Regions from separate parts of the Homo sapiens genome. Here region 2 is linked to region 1. Evidence: chromatin loops called from intact Hi-C (ENCODE). Cell type or tissue: ascending aorta. All regions are shown on one strand.

Region 1 (8,000 bases):
GATCGCGCCACTGCGCTCCAGCCTGGGCAACAGAGTGAGACTCCGTCTAAAAAAGAAAGAAAGAAAGAAAGAAAGAAAGAAAGAAAGAAAGAAAGAAAGAAAGAAAGAAAGAAAGAAAGAAAAGAAAAGAAATAACACTACATAAATCATATGGGCTGAAATTTAATTTTTATATTACAATCGAGAAAATCAAGCCTGTGAAGATGGCCCTAAGGTCAGCTGAAGGAAACGGGAATTGATTTCTTCATGAAGTCATGGTGTGACAAACCCCTGGCCAGATGTGACCTGGCAAATGTCCACATCTGCATCAGAGAACCCACACTGTCATCCTTTCATACTTAGAAAACAGTTTAATAACGTGGCAGGGAGTGATTACATTAACCATGGAACAGCTGCCTATCTGATGAATTGGAATGGGCAGCAGTATATGCAAGTTACATTTCAGAGTCAATGAGTTTTGATAATTGAGTTTATCCCTAGCAATGAGTACAGTTCTAGGAAGTCTAGATAAAAGCGTTATGGGTTCTGTTGGCTTAAGTGTTTCCTGAGCAAGGACCATTAGCTTTGTGTGACTTTTTTGGACTTTTTGTTGTCATTACATCTGGGATAGAACTTCAGTGTTCTCCAGCCTCGTTGCTACCCCCACAGAGCCCCTTTTTATTGTTTTTGTTTTTTGTTGTTGTTATTTTGAGACAGGGTCTCACTCTGTCCCCCAGGCTGGAGTGCAGTGGTGTGATCTCAGCTCACTTCAGCCTCCACCTCTGGATTCCAGTGTTTCCCCTGCCTCAGCCTCCCGAGCAGCTGGGACTACAGACGCACACCACCACACCCAGCTAATTTTTGTATTTTTGGTATAGATGGGGTTTCTTCATGTTGTCCAGGTTGTTCTCGAACTCCAGGCCTCGGGTTATCCTCCCACCTCGGCCTCCCAAATGTTGGGATTACAGGCGTGAACCACCTTGCCCAGCCCTAATCTCTTCTTATGAAGACAGCAGTCATGTGGGATTACAGCCCACCCTAATGACCTCCTTTTAACTTAATTACCTCTTGAAAGACCCTATCTCCAAATAGAGTCACAATCTGAGGTACTAGGGGTTACAATTCATATGAATTCATATGAATTTGGGGAACCATAGCATCAAGATTTACGTTTACCTTATATATTCATGTTAAAATATATACTACATATGTTAATATAATATACTTATGTTATAATTTATAATATATATTTATGCTATACAATATAACTATTATATATATATTTAAAAATCATCTGTCAATCGTGCAAAATAAATTTGATAGGCCCCAGGCATAGTGTGGAAGTGGAAGGAGTGAAAACAAGGTGAATCTGGAAGATGCAGCACATAGCACTGTAAAATAGCACAGGTGCAATAAGCGGAGAGCAATAAAAGGTGGTAGTAATTAAATGCTGGCCAGGATGGTGCAATCCCTAACTACCACAGGAGCTCGGGGAAGGGAGAGAAATCGGCGGTGGGCAGAAAGTGTGGAAGAGGCTTGTAGAGGGGTTGGACCTCAAAGCATGGGGCGGTTGTAGGTAGGAGAATTAAGGGGGAGCTACCTTAATAAAGAGGTGCAGGCAGAACCATGAGGATTGGCTTCATAGCTGGAGCTCCAGTTTGCAAAGCTCTCTATTTAAGGTCTGGACAGGACTGCATTGCTGGGGTCTTCTCAGCCAAACTCATTAGCTTAGGAAGCCGCTGCTCAGGGCACAGTATTTAAATATGTAGGACTCTGCCCTTGCGTCTTAATTGATCCTGAAGCAATGCCCAGACATAACGCTGAGAACCCCAGTCAGCAGGAAGAGCACTTCCTTCATTCAGTAACTTGGTATTTTGCATCGGCATCCTATTGGAACCCACCAGGCAACCTCTTACTGCCTCCGAAGCCCTCTGAGGAACTTACAAACGCCAGGCCCCGACGGGGGAGAAAGGTGGGGCACCGCAGTGGGAGCAGTCACAGGAACCTGACACCCACTGTCGGGCACATGGCTGTGCGTGTTTCAATGGGACTGATTTTTTTTTTTTTTTACTTATTTTTAGACAACCTCAAATAACAATCTAGAAAAGCCAGACTCCAGAGAACAATGAGAAAATGTAGAGAAGCCAAATATAAAAATACCGGCACATGCAAAAAATAAAACAAAATAAAAAAATCAATTCACTTCCACAGATTACAAGTGGAAATTCCCAGAGGGACGAGTAGATTTTGGAAGAGAAAAAGAGATTATATTTTATGGGAAGAGATACAATAACCATTCTCTTCCCATAAAACAAGTGATGGAAGATTGTCTCTGCTTCATAGATATACACTGCACATTTTCAGGATGATACTAACAGGAAATCAATAGGATCTTTTATATGTGAAAAGACATTATCTCTCCGGATTCCCAGCACGGCTAATCGGGCTACAGAAGATCTTCACGAAAACTTACCACTGGCCATTAATCTTGGTCCTGCGACAGTAAGTAGCCTGCAAATCCAGATCTTTGTTTATTTTTAAATTATACTTATTATTTATTTATTTTTTTATGGGGGAGATAGTCGCGTTCAAAGCATCACCCTCCATTAGAGCCACAGAGCCTCCAGATGACAAGTGTCTCCACAGCAGACCAGATGCTCCCGGAGAGCCCCTCCTGCCCACGTCCACGCTGGGTGATGGCCATGTCATTAGCCACCAGAAGCTTTATCTGGGTATAATTTGATAGCTATGACAGGCTCAGCGGGATTTATGGGATCTCCTGGTTTTTGCCTTTATTGATCTGAAATAGAACCAAAGTTAATATCAGCAAAAAACACTTTGTGCTGGGGTCATTTACCCATGAAAGGCTTTGGTGACTGGTGGCTTTGAACATTTATTATACAAGTGTTCTTGGCCAGCTCTAGGTCATGAGCCTCATGATGGCCGACAGACTACACATTCTGGCCTCTCCTGCCACGGGAGTATCTAACCACTGTCCTGGTAAGACCCTTTCTTTTTCCAAGACACCTTAATCATCACAGGGTATAGAGCCCGTTAGTATCAAGTTTGGATTTAGCACTGGCTCTGCCCTGGCATTAGTTTGCTCCAGCTGCCCTAACCAAGTACCAAAGTCTGTGTGGCTTAAAACAACAGAAATCTCAGTGGGGCACATTGGTTCATGCCTGTAATCCCAGCACTTTGGGAGGCCAAGGCGGGAGGATCACTTGAGGCTAGGAGTTTGAGTCCGGGCAACATAGTGAAACCCCCATCTCCAAGAAAAATACAAAAAAAAATACACACGAAAAAAATTACAGGCATAGCATATGTGCCTGTAGTCCCTGCTACTTGGGAGGCTGAGGTGGGAGCATTGCTTGAGCCCAGGAGGTCAAGGCTGCAATGAGCCAGGATCATGCCACTCTACTCCAGCCTGGGTGACAGAGACTGATATATACATATATATATATATATGATATATATGTGTATATATATACACGTATATATGTGTGTATATATATACACGTATATATGTGTGTATATATATACGTATATACGTATATATACACGTATATATGTGTGTATATATATACATATATATGTATATATACACGTATATATGTGTGTATATATACGTATATATGTATATATACACAGACATATATATACATCTCATATATATACACACACACATATATATATATATATGACAGAACATATATATATTCTCTCGTGGTTCTGGAGGCTTGAAATCTAAACCCAGGCATCCCCAAGGCCATGCTTTCCCTGGTGGCTGTAAGGGAGGATCCTTCCTTGTCTTTGCAGCTTGCAGAGGTTGCCTCGACATCCCTCGACTTGCAGACGCATCATCACGCCCAAAAGGTGGCCGTCTCCTCCCTGTGTCTTCATATCATCTTCCCTCTGTGTGCACCTGTGTCCGAATTTCCCCTCTTTAAAAGGACACCAAGGCCGGGCACGGTGGCTCACGCCTGTAATCCCAGCACTTTAGGAGGCCAAGGCGGGAGCATCATGAGGTCAAGAGATCAAGACCATCCTGGCCAACATGGTGAAACCCCATCTCTACTAAAAATACAAAAATTAGCTGGGCGTGTTGACGGGTGCCTGTAGTCCCAGCTACTTGGGAGGCTGAGGCAGGAAAAACGCTTGAACCCGGGAGGCAGAGGTTGCAGTGAGCCGAGATCACGCCACTGCACTCCAGCCTGGCCACAGAGCGAGACTCTATCTCAAAAGAAAAAAAAAAGACACCAGTCGTATTGGATTAGGACCCACCCTAATGATTTCTTTTTTTTTTTTTTTTTTTTTTTGAGACAACATTTCATTCTTGTGGCCCAGGCCGGAGTGCAGTGGTGCGATCTTGGCTCACTGCAACCTCTACCTCCCAGGTTTAAGTGATTCTCCTGCCTCAGCCTCCTGAGTAGCTGGGACTACAGGCATGAGCCACCGTGCCCAACCTAATGATTTCAATTAAATTATTTCAAAGGCCCTATCTCCAAATACAGGCACATTCTGAGGTCCTGGGCATAGGACTTGCCTTCAACATAAGAACTGGGGGACCCAATTCAACCCATAACAGCCCTCAAAAGACTTCCCTCATATTAAATGCAGACCAGATCATTCCTAATATGATCAGTGTAGATCGGGGTTCTCAGCCTCGGCACAGTTGACATCTGTCCAGGCAATTTTTTGTTATGGGAAGCTTTCCAGAGCATGACATAGGGTATTTATTAATAGCAGGATCTCAGGCCTCTACCCGCTAGATGCCAGTAGCACCTCTCCCCTCCCTTGTAAGAACCAAAAATGTCCCCATTTATTCATTTATTGCCAAATGTCCCCTGCAAGGGGAAGAGCGCCCCCAGTGGAGAGCCACTGAATTAAGTGAAATGTAGGCCGACCTTAGAGAAGCATTGCAAGGGGACTGAACACAGATGAAGAGGTTAGAGCGCTCACACATCAGGCAGAGAATCTTCCCTAAAAGCGGCGGATTCTGTGAACCCCCTAAATGTCCAGATTCCTTCATGAATTTCAAGAGTGGTTATTGTGTGCCAAGTATATATCAGGCGCTGATCTGGGCACTGGAGGAAAAAAGAGAACAAGACATTTTATTTTTATTTATTTATTTATTTTGTTGTTGTTTTTTGAGATGGAGTCTCACTCTGTCACCCAGGCTGCAGTGTAGTGGCGTGATCTCGGCTCACTGCAAGCTCTGCCTCCCAGGTTCAAGCGATTCTCCTGCTTCAGCCTCCTGAGTAGCTGGGATTATAGCTGGGATTACAGGCGTCCGCCACCACGCCTGGCTAATTTCGTATTTTTAGTAGAGACGGGGTTTCGCCATGTTGACCAGGCTGGTCTTGAACTCCTGACCTCAGGTGCTCCACCTGCCTCGGCCTCCCAAAGTGCTAGAATTACACGTGTGAGCCACCATGCCTGGCCAAGAACAAGACATTTTAAAACCCCTGCCTTAAATATCATACATTTGAGTGGAGAAGACTGAAAATAAATAAGATAAATAAAATATGTAGAATGCTGGATCATCATATGTGTGAATGTGAAAAAAAAAAAAAACAAGGGAAGCAAGGAGGACAAGAAGTGCTGGGAGGATGAAAAAAAAGTGCTTTTTTTGTGTGTGTTAGATGGAGTCTCGCTCTGTCGCCCAGGCTGGAGTGCAGTGGCATGATCTCGGCTCACTGAAACCTCTGCCTCCCAGGTTCAATCGATTCTGCTGCCTCAGCCTCCCAAGTAGCTGTGATTACAGGCACGCACCACCACACTCAGCTAATTTTTGTATTTTTAGGAGAGATGGGGTTTCGCCATGTTGGCCAGGCTGGTCTCAAACTCCTGAGCTCAAGCAATCTGCCTGCCTTGGCCTCCCAAGGTGCTGAGATTACAGGCATGAGCCACCACGCCCAGCCTGGGATGCTGAGATTTTCCAGGGTGGCCCGGGCAGGGCTCACTGAGATGTGGGGACAGGCTGAGAATGGGGGAGTGGGCATCGAATCATGCAGATTCAGGAAGAGCATTGTAGCTGGAGGGAATAGCCAGGGCAAAGGCCCTGAGGCAGGAGTATCCCTGGGGAGTCTGAGGAACAGGAGGAGGCCTGTGGGGCTGGGGCAGCGTGGACAACAGGGAGAGGGTGGCAGATAGAGTCAGTGAGGGAGGGGCGGGAGACAGATGACGGAGAGCTTTCGGGTCATGGCAGAGACAGGCTGGCACCCTGAGAGTTATGAGGAGCCAGTGGAGCTCCTATGTGTGTGTGGCGGGGGGTGCGGGAGGTGGGGGGTAAATCATCCAACATTTAGCAGGATTCCTCTAACAAGGGGCTGAAGAAGTGCCAGGGCAGAAGTCCAGCTATGTGACTATTACTACATCCAAGAGAGAAACAGGGATCCACAGACTAGCGCGGTGGGTGGCGTGAAGTGCGGGGAGATCCTAGATGGATGTGTTTGACGGCAGTGCCAACGAGATTCGCTGATGTGCCAGACATGGGCTCTGAGAGAGCGGGGAGGTCTTCGGCTTCAGCAAACGGAAGACAGAGCCGCGATTAATTGAGACGAGGAGTCAGCAGAAGCAGCTGGTTTGGAGGGAATATCAGAACGTTTGCTATTTGTTTTCATTGGGGTGCAACAGACATAACATAAAATGTGCTCTTTTAGCCACTGTGAAGGGCACAGTTCTGTGGCCATTACTACCTTCACACTGTTGTGCAGCCATTGCCACCACCCATCTCCAGAACCAGGGCAGGAAGCCCGGGCACTTCGACACTGAGTTCCATAGTGGAGCCGGGTACAAGTTGGCCTAAAGATAGGGTTATAGCCAGCTGGGCGTGATGGCTCACGCCTGTAATCCCAGCACTTTGAGGGGCCGAGGCGGGTAGATCACCTGAGGTCAGGAGTTCGAGACCAGCCTGGCTAACATGGTGAAACCCCCATCTCTACAAAAATACAAATATTAGCCAGGCCTGGTGGCGGGCGCCTGTAGTCCCAGCTACTTGAGAGGCTGAGGCGGGAGAATCAGTTCAACCCAGGAGACAGAGGTTGCAGTGAGCCAAGATCACACCACTGTGCTCCAGCCTGCGTGACAGAGCGAGACTCCATCTAAAAAAATAAAATAAAGATAGGGTTGTCAGATGTCCCTCTTCTCCAGGGACAGACCAGATTCTAGCCATTGCCCTATAATTAATAGCGGCTCTTCTCACTCTGGAAAGTGTTCTAGTCTGGGTGATAACATGGCCACCCCTCTTACTCTGAAGTAAGAACTCCCAGGCAGCATCTCTTGTAAAGTAAAGATGCAGAGCTTCAGGGACTCAGAACCTCCACCTGCGCTCCTCCACTACAGGCACATCTCAGTTACTTGGACCCAGTTCAAGGATGGGTGAAGGCCTGTTTTTGCCAATGACTAAACAACCTTGGAGAAGTCTGTGCACATCGGTCGCTATGTCCTTGGTTCTGGCAGGAAGCAAATGTAAACTCCCAGTCGTGAGGGCAACCACATAGCCTTGGGTCTCCTTTCCTCCTCGACTCACTGGTTCTGACGCACTAAACAAATGATAAGCCTAGATTGCTAGTCTTTGGCTGTGATATCTCCTGCTAGAACTTCCATCTCTCCCACAGCCTACCCTGTGGGACCATCTGCTTCTTTACAGCAAATCTCACCTCACCTGTTGACATTTACATGCACATGCCAAAACTAAGAGAAAGCCTGAAGAATGTGGGACATGAGGAGCTGGGATGTTCCTGGGTCGCTCCACGCTTCATGAGTCAGGCAGGCTGGAATGTGGTTGAAAATCAGGGAGTTATGGATACACATTCCAAAGTCCCCGGTGACATGTTCAGAATGAACGGAACTCCATGACAGGCAAAAACAACAGCCCTTGTTTAATTCTGAAGTTTACATGCACATTGGCACTGTTCTATCCTAACCTTTTGTTTCCATGGAAACCATTTATGATACCACAAAAAGAGGATTCTGACCAAAGTAAGGAAGGAATAGCAGCAATGGAAACTTGCTTT
Region 2 (8,000 bases), 160 kb before region 1:
TTATTCCATGCTATTTTTACTGGGTTCACAGAAATAGAGGGTGGCATCATCCTTAAAACAAACTTCCCAGCAACTTCGCTTTCACAGTGAATGGCTGGTTCTTAAAATTGAACCTAAAATGCAAAACCTACTCCAAATGCCTATTTCAGTTCCGGGTAGATGGGTGGGTACTGAAAAAATAAGTTCATTCATATGTCACACCAACCTTCAAATAAACAATTGCCCCAGTTCTCCGTTCACTTAATTGTGCTTGCCACAAGGCACCTGAAAGCATCAATCTTCATTTTCAGCATTTAAATCCCACAGCCTGTTTTAATCTTTCAGTGTGAATCTATCTGGTGGGTAAAGAAAAGAGAGAGGAGAAAGGAAAGGAAAGAAGTGCCCATCTACAGCTGAAAGACACTAATCATTGGAGTAAATATTTGGATGCCTGGGTCACCTGTGTGAGGAGTGGGCTTGATATTTTTGGTCATTTATGTTAATTATACAACCAAAATCTTAATCTCTTTTCCAGTCAGGGTCAGTAAGATACAAATTAGCACAAACCCCCTTCCCTCGCAGCCTGACAAACGGAATACAGAACGGTACAAAAGCAAGGATTATGGGTCTCTTAAGTGATCCACAGCTAAACCCACCAGCCAACAGAGCCAAGAACCACACCTAGTCTCTCTCTTCCAAGATCATGCAGAAGCCCGATGGAACATAAGCCTATGAAAACGCACAACCCCCTCAGTGCGCATGTGAAGCTACAATCTCCATTTAGAATTCTGCAAACCTAATCAACAGGGATGATCTCAGATCAGTGGTTACCCACCCTCTTATTCCAGCCAGACTGTCTCATCTGTTTCCTAACTTCCTAAAAGCATCACAACTGAAGAGGGCAACCAAACAACAACAAATATTTTTCTCAAGTGACATCTGAAACTGCTGCAAGGGAGCAGCTCGCCCACCCACGCCAAAGAGGCTCCTAGGAAAGCCAGCAGGAACTGGCTTTGGGTGCTGCTCCAGAACTCATAGGTGCCAGGCTAGAACAGACAAACAGCTTTTTTTTTCTTCTTTTCTTTTTTTCCTCGAGATGGAGTCTTGCTCTGTCGCCCAGGCTGGAGTGCAATGACGCGATCTCGGCTGACTGCAACCTCCACCTCCTGCCTCAGCCTCCTGAGTAGCTGGGATTACAGGCACGCCACCATGCCCGGCTAATTTTTTGCATTTTTAGTAGAGATGAGGGCTTCACCATGTTGGCCAGGCTGGTCTCGAACTCCTGACCTCGTGATCCGCCCGCCTCGGCCTCCCAAAAGTGCTGGGATTACAGGCGTGAGCCACCGCGCCCGGCCACAGCTCTTTTTTTTTTTAACAGTTCTTTAATGAGGCTGTTTCTTTATTTCTGAAGATAAAAAACTTCAAAACATGAAAACCTATCTACTCATACATTTTACTTTGTAGTACAGATTCACCTCTATTGTTGATTTAAAACAAAACACCCACCAAAGTGGTCACTGAGATCTCATAGTCTAGAACTAGCTGCCACTACAGCCACCAGCACATGAGCTCCTCTGAACCCACATTTTTCAGAAAAGTTACCTGAGATGCTGTTAGAAACGGAGACCTAGTTGAAAATGAAACCAACCAACCGAGGCAAAAGAGGACAAAATTTGATTTTTATACCACAGAAACAGGTATAGAATTTATATAAAAGCATCTACCCCCACCACATTTGCAAAAAAAAAAAAAAAAAGAAAAGAAAAAAATTTGCTTGGAAGACTCATTTCTGTTTTCAGATTGGATCCCAAGGTTTCAATAAGACATTCTGCTAGTTTCTCAAGAACCTGGCCCATTTATCACTTTTTCAAACTACATCATCTTCTCATTCAAGTATCTCAGTGACTCTTGTAAAAAATATGTCACACGTCTCTACTGTCAAGGTTTATCTCTAGCACAATATGTAACCCACAGATCGCAAACAAGATGTAGCCTCTCAGAGGGGGCCGCAGTTATCCCAGAGCCTGCTGATGGTGCTGGTAGTGTCAATGTCAGGAAGAGGATGAGATGAACTCACAACCCGCCCAATCTGGGATTTCTGAAGGCACAGTATGGCGAAGTTTGGTTAATTCAAGCCCAACAATGCTGATCTCACAAAATTTAGTAAAGATCTGGGCTGAAACAAAATGTGAAAATTGTCTACTAGACTTTAAAGAATGATTATGTATATGAATGCATAAATAAGGTTGCTGAAGTAGAGGTTAGCCATTTTAAGAGGGGAACCACAGCAGTTTCAAAGCCTCCTGATGGCAGAAGTGGGTGGGCTGGTGCTCAGGATGTGTCTGTACAATGACTCACGTGGACCTGGGCTCTAACTCTGGCTGTGCAGTCTCACCAGGCCACTCCTTGGCCTCCCTTACAACATTCAGGTTCATGAAAAGGGAGGGACGAAGCTCTCCTTGCTGGTCTTTCAGGGTTGCTAAGAAACCAAATGAGATGTTGTCTGTGGCATCACTTTCTTAAACTGCAGAAGTACATAAAATCTGAGCTGCTACTATTTTTTTCATATACTAATGCTAATCATAGATTATTTATGTATTAAAATTGGCTGGTGGACTTTCTATTGGGAAGTCCAATAAGCTTCTTTCCTTATTTCTGAAGATAAAAAACTTTTTGTTTTGTTTTTTGAAGATGCAGGTGCTACTACCTTGACTTAAATTGTAATTGCTTGAGAAGTAGCTATGAGATGGCAAAAACGCCTAGTTGAAATACTGATGAAAACTGACTACCCCATGTTTCCTTAGGCTGCACAACTCATTAGCTGTACAAGCAGGGAAAATATTTAGGTGTTAAGATCCCGGAAGATCACAGAAGGCTATTCTAATGTCAAATGACCACAGACACAGGGCAAGCTAAAACCAGAAGGATGGTTTGGAAGCAAATGCCAACACATCTACAATGGAATTCAGGGACTGAGCGCAAACATTTCTGTCTTAGCAAAGTGGTAAATAGGCATTTAAGCCAAATTTGATCCAAGTTCACAGAGATTATATATATGAAAACTCATCAGGGAAACTCAACAGTATAAAAGTGGGGATTGCACAAGAAACCAGGTAAGGGATCTATGGGCACTCCAAACTATCTTAGCAACTTCATTATAAATATGGGATTATTGTCAAATGAAGTTCCTTTTTAATGACCTTCTAATCAAGGTGGGGAGGCTTGCCTTTGAGGAAGGAAAGAGAAATGTCTTTAGCAGCAGTCTGCATAGGTCAATGTGTCAGGACTCTCAGACACATCATCTCACATCATCCTCACAACTCTCTCTTGACACAGGTTCAAAAGACAGCTTAGAATCTGTGACTATTTCACAGCTAAAGAAACTCATGAAAGAGTGACTTTCTTGAGGTCCCACAACTTTTCAGAGTGATGACAGGATTCAGTTTTTGGTCTGCCTAAAGAGTACAGAATCTGGCCAAGCAGGCTGGGCAGGGTGGCTCATCACCTATAATCCTAGCATTTGGGGAGGAAAGCAGGAAAACTGCTTGAGGCCAAGAGTTCCAAGACCAGCCTGGGCAAAATAGCAAGACCTCGACTCCACAGAAAAATTAAGAAATCAGCTGGGCATGGTGGCCCCCACCTGTGGTCCTAGCTACTCAGGAAGCTAAGGCAGGAGGATCACTTGAGCTCAGGAGGTCAAGGCTGCAATAAGCTGTGATCATACCACTGCACTCCCTCCAGCCTGGGCAATAGAGTGAGACTTCACCTCAACAAAAAAAAAAAAAGAAAACTGTCCAAGAGCCTAAGTGGGCAAGGTGGGCTGCCCTCCAGGGAAGACCAAAATGGGAAACAAAGGCCTATCAAAGACTAACCCACTGAAGGCCCACCCCAAGCTGTGCCAGTCAGTCACTCAAAGGCCATCAGGGAGCCTTCCTTCCTTAACCCAGGAAGTGACATGGTCTGCTCTTCAAAAGGAGCTAAGAGATGCATCCAAAAATGGATGTCCTGGTTCCTCATGGGAAATCTCAACATTGGTAATCCCTTCTTATATCAAGTCCACCTGGAAATTCCCTCACAACCTAAGCTGCTGAAGACTTGCTATAAAGCTGGTACTGAGTCAATGCCAGGGCCATGGCTTAATGGAGTAGGAAACTGACGAGCACTGAACACATGAAAAAATATGAAATTACAGGGCCAGTCATAAACTGGCTTCTCTTCAGCAGAGCCTCCGGAAGGCTCCTGGGTCAGAGTCCCTCTCTGCCTGACGTCCTCTGTGTGCCACCAGAGGGCACTAACTCATGGAACTGCTCTTTAAAATCAGGTCACACACAAACTGCAGGAATGTTGAATGAAAACTAGCCTTCAAATCAATGAAGTGCTAACTATGTAATTTTGACAGTGGCTTTAAGCATTTGCTGGTCAAAATTTTCAATTTAATTCTACAAAACTTAAAGGTACACACATGCAGCAGCAGAAAATACTAAAAACAGTAAGCTGATCAAACCTTCAGATTTATGAAAATAACATATAAAACAAATAAAATAAAACTAAGAGTGATGCATGTGCTCCTGCATCTCTGGTCACAGGGGTTGTCGTATGGATAACCCATCCCAGCATCTTCTACACACACACAATATAAGAGCGCCAAGAAAAACATGCTGATTTCTCCTTTGCTTTAAAAAGCCACTCTTCATTGAATTACAAGTGGACATTAACCATAATAAAACTACAGTACCATTTATTAAGCATGATTAAAACATGATTTAATCTTCTGTGCTAGAATCCTCGTAAGACAAGCAGCAGACACTGACGAGTGCGCACTGCGGCCTAGCTTGCTGTTCTAAGCACATCCCACTTACTTTACTCCCCACATCCCTCTGAGCAGCGATACAATTCCATTTCAGTAAAAAGTTAGTTCGACCTTGCATTTCTTGAATGCAATCAAGAATTTTTCTTTACATCTGTATCCTCTGCTTATGATTTATTTGCCATGAAACTATAAATACAGATTTGTGAGTTCTGCCTCATTAACTGCTTTCTACATTTATTTCTTCACCTCAGAAAATTCATACTTGTTATACTTTCATAAGAGTGTAAGATTATATAATCAAAATAATTCAGCAATCAGTTGAATAAAAAATGCATCATGACCAAAGGTTTTTTCGTTTTATTTTGCTTTGTGGTATGTAAAAAATTTAGCCTTTGCTTTTATTTAAAAGGAACTGAAACAGCTTTAATGGTTTGATCAGAAATATTGGTTACTTCTCTATGCAAAATAAAACTCAAGTTCAATTGGACATTGGTTTTCCTGATTTTAGTTGATTTCCCTCAGTGTGTAATAAATAACTGAAGTTTACACTGAAATGAACAAAATCTGACAAATAAGCTATACCTAAAAAGAAGTTTCAGTTCTTTAAACAATTCGTTACAAGTTAGTGCTACAAATAAACTCACCTTGAGGTAACAGCCTACATCACAGGATACTGTCTCCTTGGTTTTGTTTCTGTTCTTTGCTTAAAAAAAAAAAAGAAAGAAAAAAAGAAAAACTTCCTCAAAGGTTTTTAAGAACAATATTGGTATTCTGGCCTATGCCAACACACAACGAATAAAGACGGGGTAACCATGGCATCTGTGGAGGTATCTGGAACAAAAGTACTTCTGTTAGTATTATCTAAGTAATCGCCTCCAAGTTTCCTCTATATCTTTGTTAATGCCTACTTGATCTAGAAAATATTTTGATTTATCTTGTTTACTCGATGCCAAAATTTACCTTAAATAACTGAGAACCACTAAGTATTTGCCTGTTTCCTGCCTCCCTTTTATTTCTCCATGTTTCTTTCTAGACTCTCACTAGATGTCGATATTACAGTATTCCAGAGACATGACTCATGTTTCTATGCATCTCTGTCTTCTACTTCTTCAGGAGGCACCGATACCATCACATATAGTAAGTCTGTAATTCATAATTCCAAAGTCCTGATATGCTCCAGCTTCTCACAGCACCCTGAACTAGGCTTCCAGTTACTTCAATCACAACAAAAGCTTTATGCTTCTTTCCAAACTTTCACTGCTTTATCATTGGAAAAGGTATTTATAAATGGCAAGTTAAAGGAAAAACATTCAGAAAGGATGCGACGCAAGTGACCCACACATTCGTTCAACAGCGTTTATTTAGACTCTGCACTGTGTCAGCACTGTCCTATGCACTGAAGATACAAGGGGACAAGACAAAGGCCCTGCTCTCATGGAGCTTCCATTCTGATGAGACAGGTGGTAACTGACTGGAAAACATACCACCGCTGGGGCAGGTGCTAGGAAGAAAAAGGCAGCTTGCTGAGGGGACAGAGTGGCATCATGGATGGTCACGGAGGCCTCTGGACCAGGAGGCGTGTGCACAGAGCCCTGCTCTCCAGAGCTCAGTCAGGCTGCGGAGCTCCTTCGTAATAACTCCGGATGAGGCAAGAGTAGGTCACTTTATTCTATTTCATTTTTAGTAACATTCGGTTCAAATTAATTTGGGGTTTTGAGAACAGTTAATTCACTAATAGAACTGTCTTAAAGCCAGACATGGGGCTGGCAGGATGGGAAAGCTCTCCCTACGAATTCTGCCAGCTTTCATTCCAATGTGTCAGCCCTCATGGCTCCAGCTCTGTGGATCCCTCTTCTTTGCTGCGCCCATGAACAAGTGTGTGGTGAGAGCCTGAAATAAATAGGTGTAAAATGGGTCAAAACCGTCGCTTCTATTTCTGTTTTTAACTGAAGAAAAATTTGCCCCATTTCCAGAGGCAGAGAGAGGAGGAGACATCTGGGTAAAGGCAAACTAAAGTATATATTAAACACACACATACGTATACAGATGAACAGGTATGTATCTACCCCCACCCACATACTATACACATGTACATACAACCATATATGTCTGACTTCTTCGCCTATGATAATCCAAAACTGGGTCTCATACAATGGTCTTTTTGCAATCGTTACAGCATGACTTTTATTGGGTTGTAGGTTTTATCTTTAAGAGGCCACAAAACTTTTTTAAAAGATCAAATAAAAAATTAAAGGTTCAAAGAAGATCAAGGCTCAGATTCAATTAACACTAATTTTGGAAGAATTTTTTTACTTACTATGCATATTCAGCAAACTACTTAAGTTTTGGGTTTTCTTCTAACATAGCAACCCAGGGGAGTCATTATGTACAATCAACTCCCTAATTCAGATTAACATATCTAAGTACATATTGATACAACAGAACACAATGCTTGCAGAGGCTCCCTGCTAGAGACTCTCTGCTTAAGCACAGGACTAAGAAGGTGGACTTCTTAAATTCCATTTCCAGCACTTCCCATTGTTACTTCCTGGGCCAGTTTCATAGATTAGAAGAATATAATACTTCAAAGGGATACTCTGGTTTCCATGAACAAAACGACTAGCATCTCCCAATTAATGTAACATCCTAACAAGTGAAAGATGACTTCTAAAATGACCAAAATGACCAAAAATGCACAGTGAAGCTGAAGGCAAGCCCCAGATCTGTTCTTTCATTTCTCTCCCTCACTATTTTGGGGGAAGGGTCAAAAAGGGAGTGGCTGTAGATAAAACACTCCACACTGTGCTCATGAGTTTTCATGGGATGAGCTGGAAGCATGTGGTAGGGTGTGGAGGGTTCTGTCTCATTTGCTTCCCAAATTTGGGACTGATTTCCAAACAAACCTCAAATCAACTGAATATCAGCACAGCTGTTTAATTCCAGTGGACAAAATGTGAGTAAAACATCGCCTTCAGGCCTGTGCCCAATGCGCAGAGGCCAGTGACTTTCACAAGTCACAAGTACCTAGAACAGGTACTGAAAAGAGCATGCTGCGAGAAGAGCTGTGGGCTTCTTACAAGGAAAGCACGAGTGACATTTATGGCCTATTTCCCTAGTAGTTATTCAACTAAATAATTAGTTACTTAAGATATCAGCACAACAAATTGAAGATTTCAAGGCAATCAAATGTCAATTACATTTTTTTTAACAT

Evidence for each region. A loop is a pair of places that touch in the nucleus more often than their neighbours do. Peaks named below come from ENCODE experiments on the same cell type or tissue, not always from the same donor. Only the 100,000 strongest peaks of a DNase experiment are listed, where the experiment ranks them.
Region 2: a loop joins it to region 1, with 3 times the contacts of the local background. A loop is called at or near these places in 86 of 110 quality-filtered maps.

Annotation. Positions count from the first base shown.
Region 1 is chr1:6,724,499-6,732,498 of GRCh38, reverse strand. It overlaps LINC01672 (long intergenic non-protein coding RNA 1672), which reads right to left and starts at 7,754. Exons shown (of 2, transcript NR_104620.1): 1 at 7,649-7,754; 2 at 2,487-2,779. In ascending aorta, a CTCF peak has its summit at 4,849; a DNase peak (open chromatin) is centred at 4,838; H3K27ac peaks cover 381 bases.
Region 2 is chr1:6,886,333-6,894,332 of GRCh38, reverse strand. All of the region lies in intron 3 of CAMTA1 (calmodulin binding transcription activator 1), which reads right to left. Among named protein-coding and RNA genes, the nearest start is that of CAMTA1, 100 kb to the right of the region's middle. In ascending aorta, a CTCF peak has its summit at 4,252 (motif pointing right); a DNase peak (open chromatin) is centred at 4,232.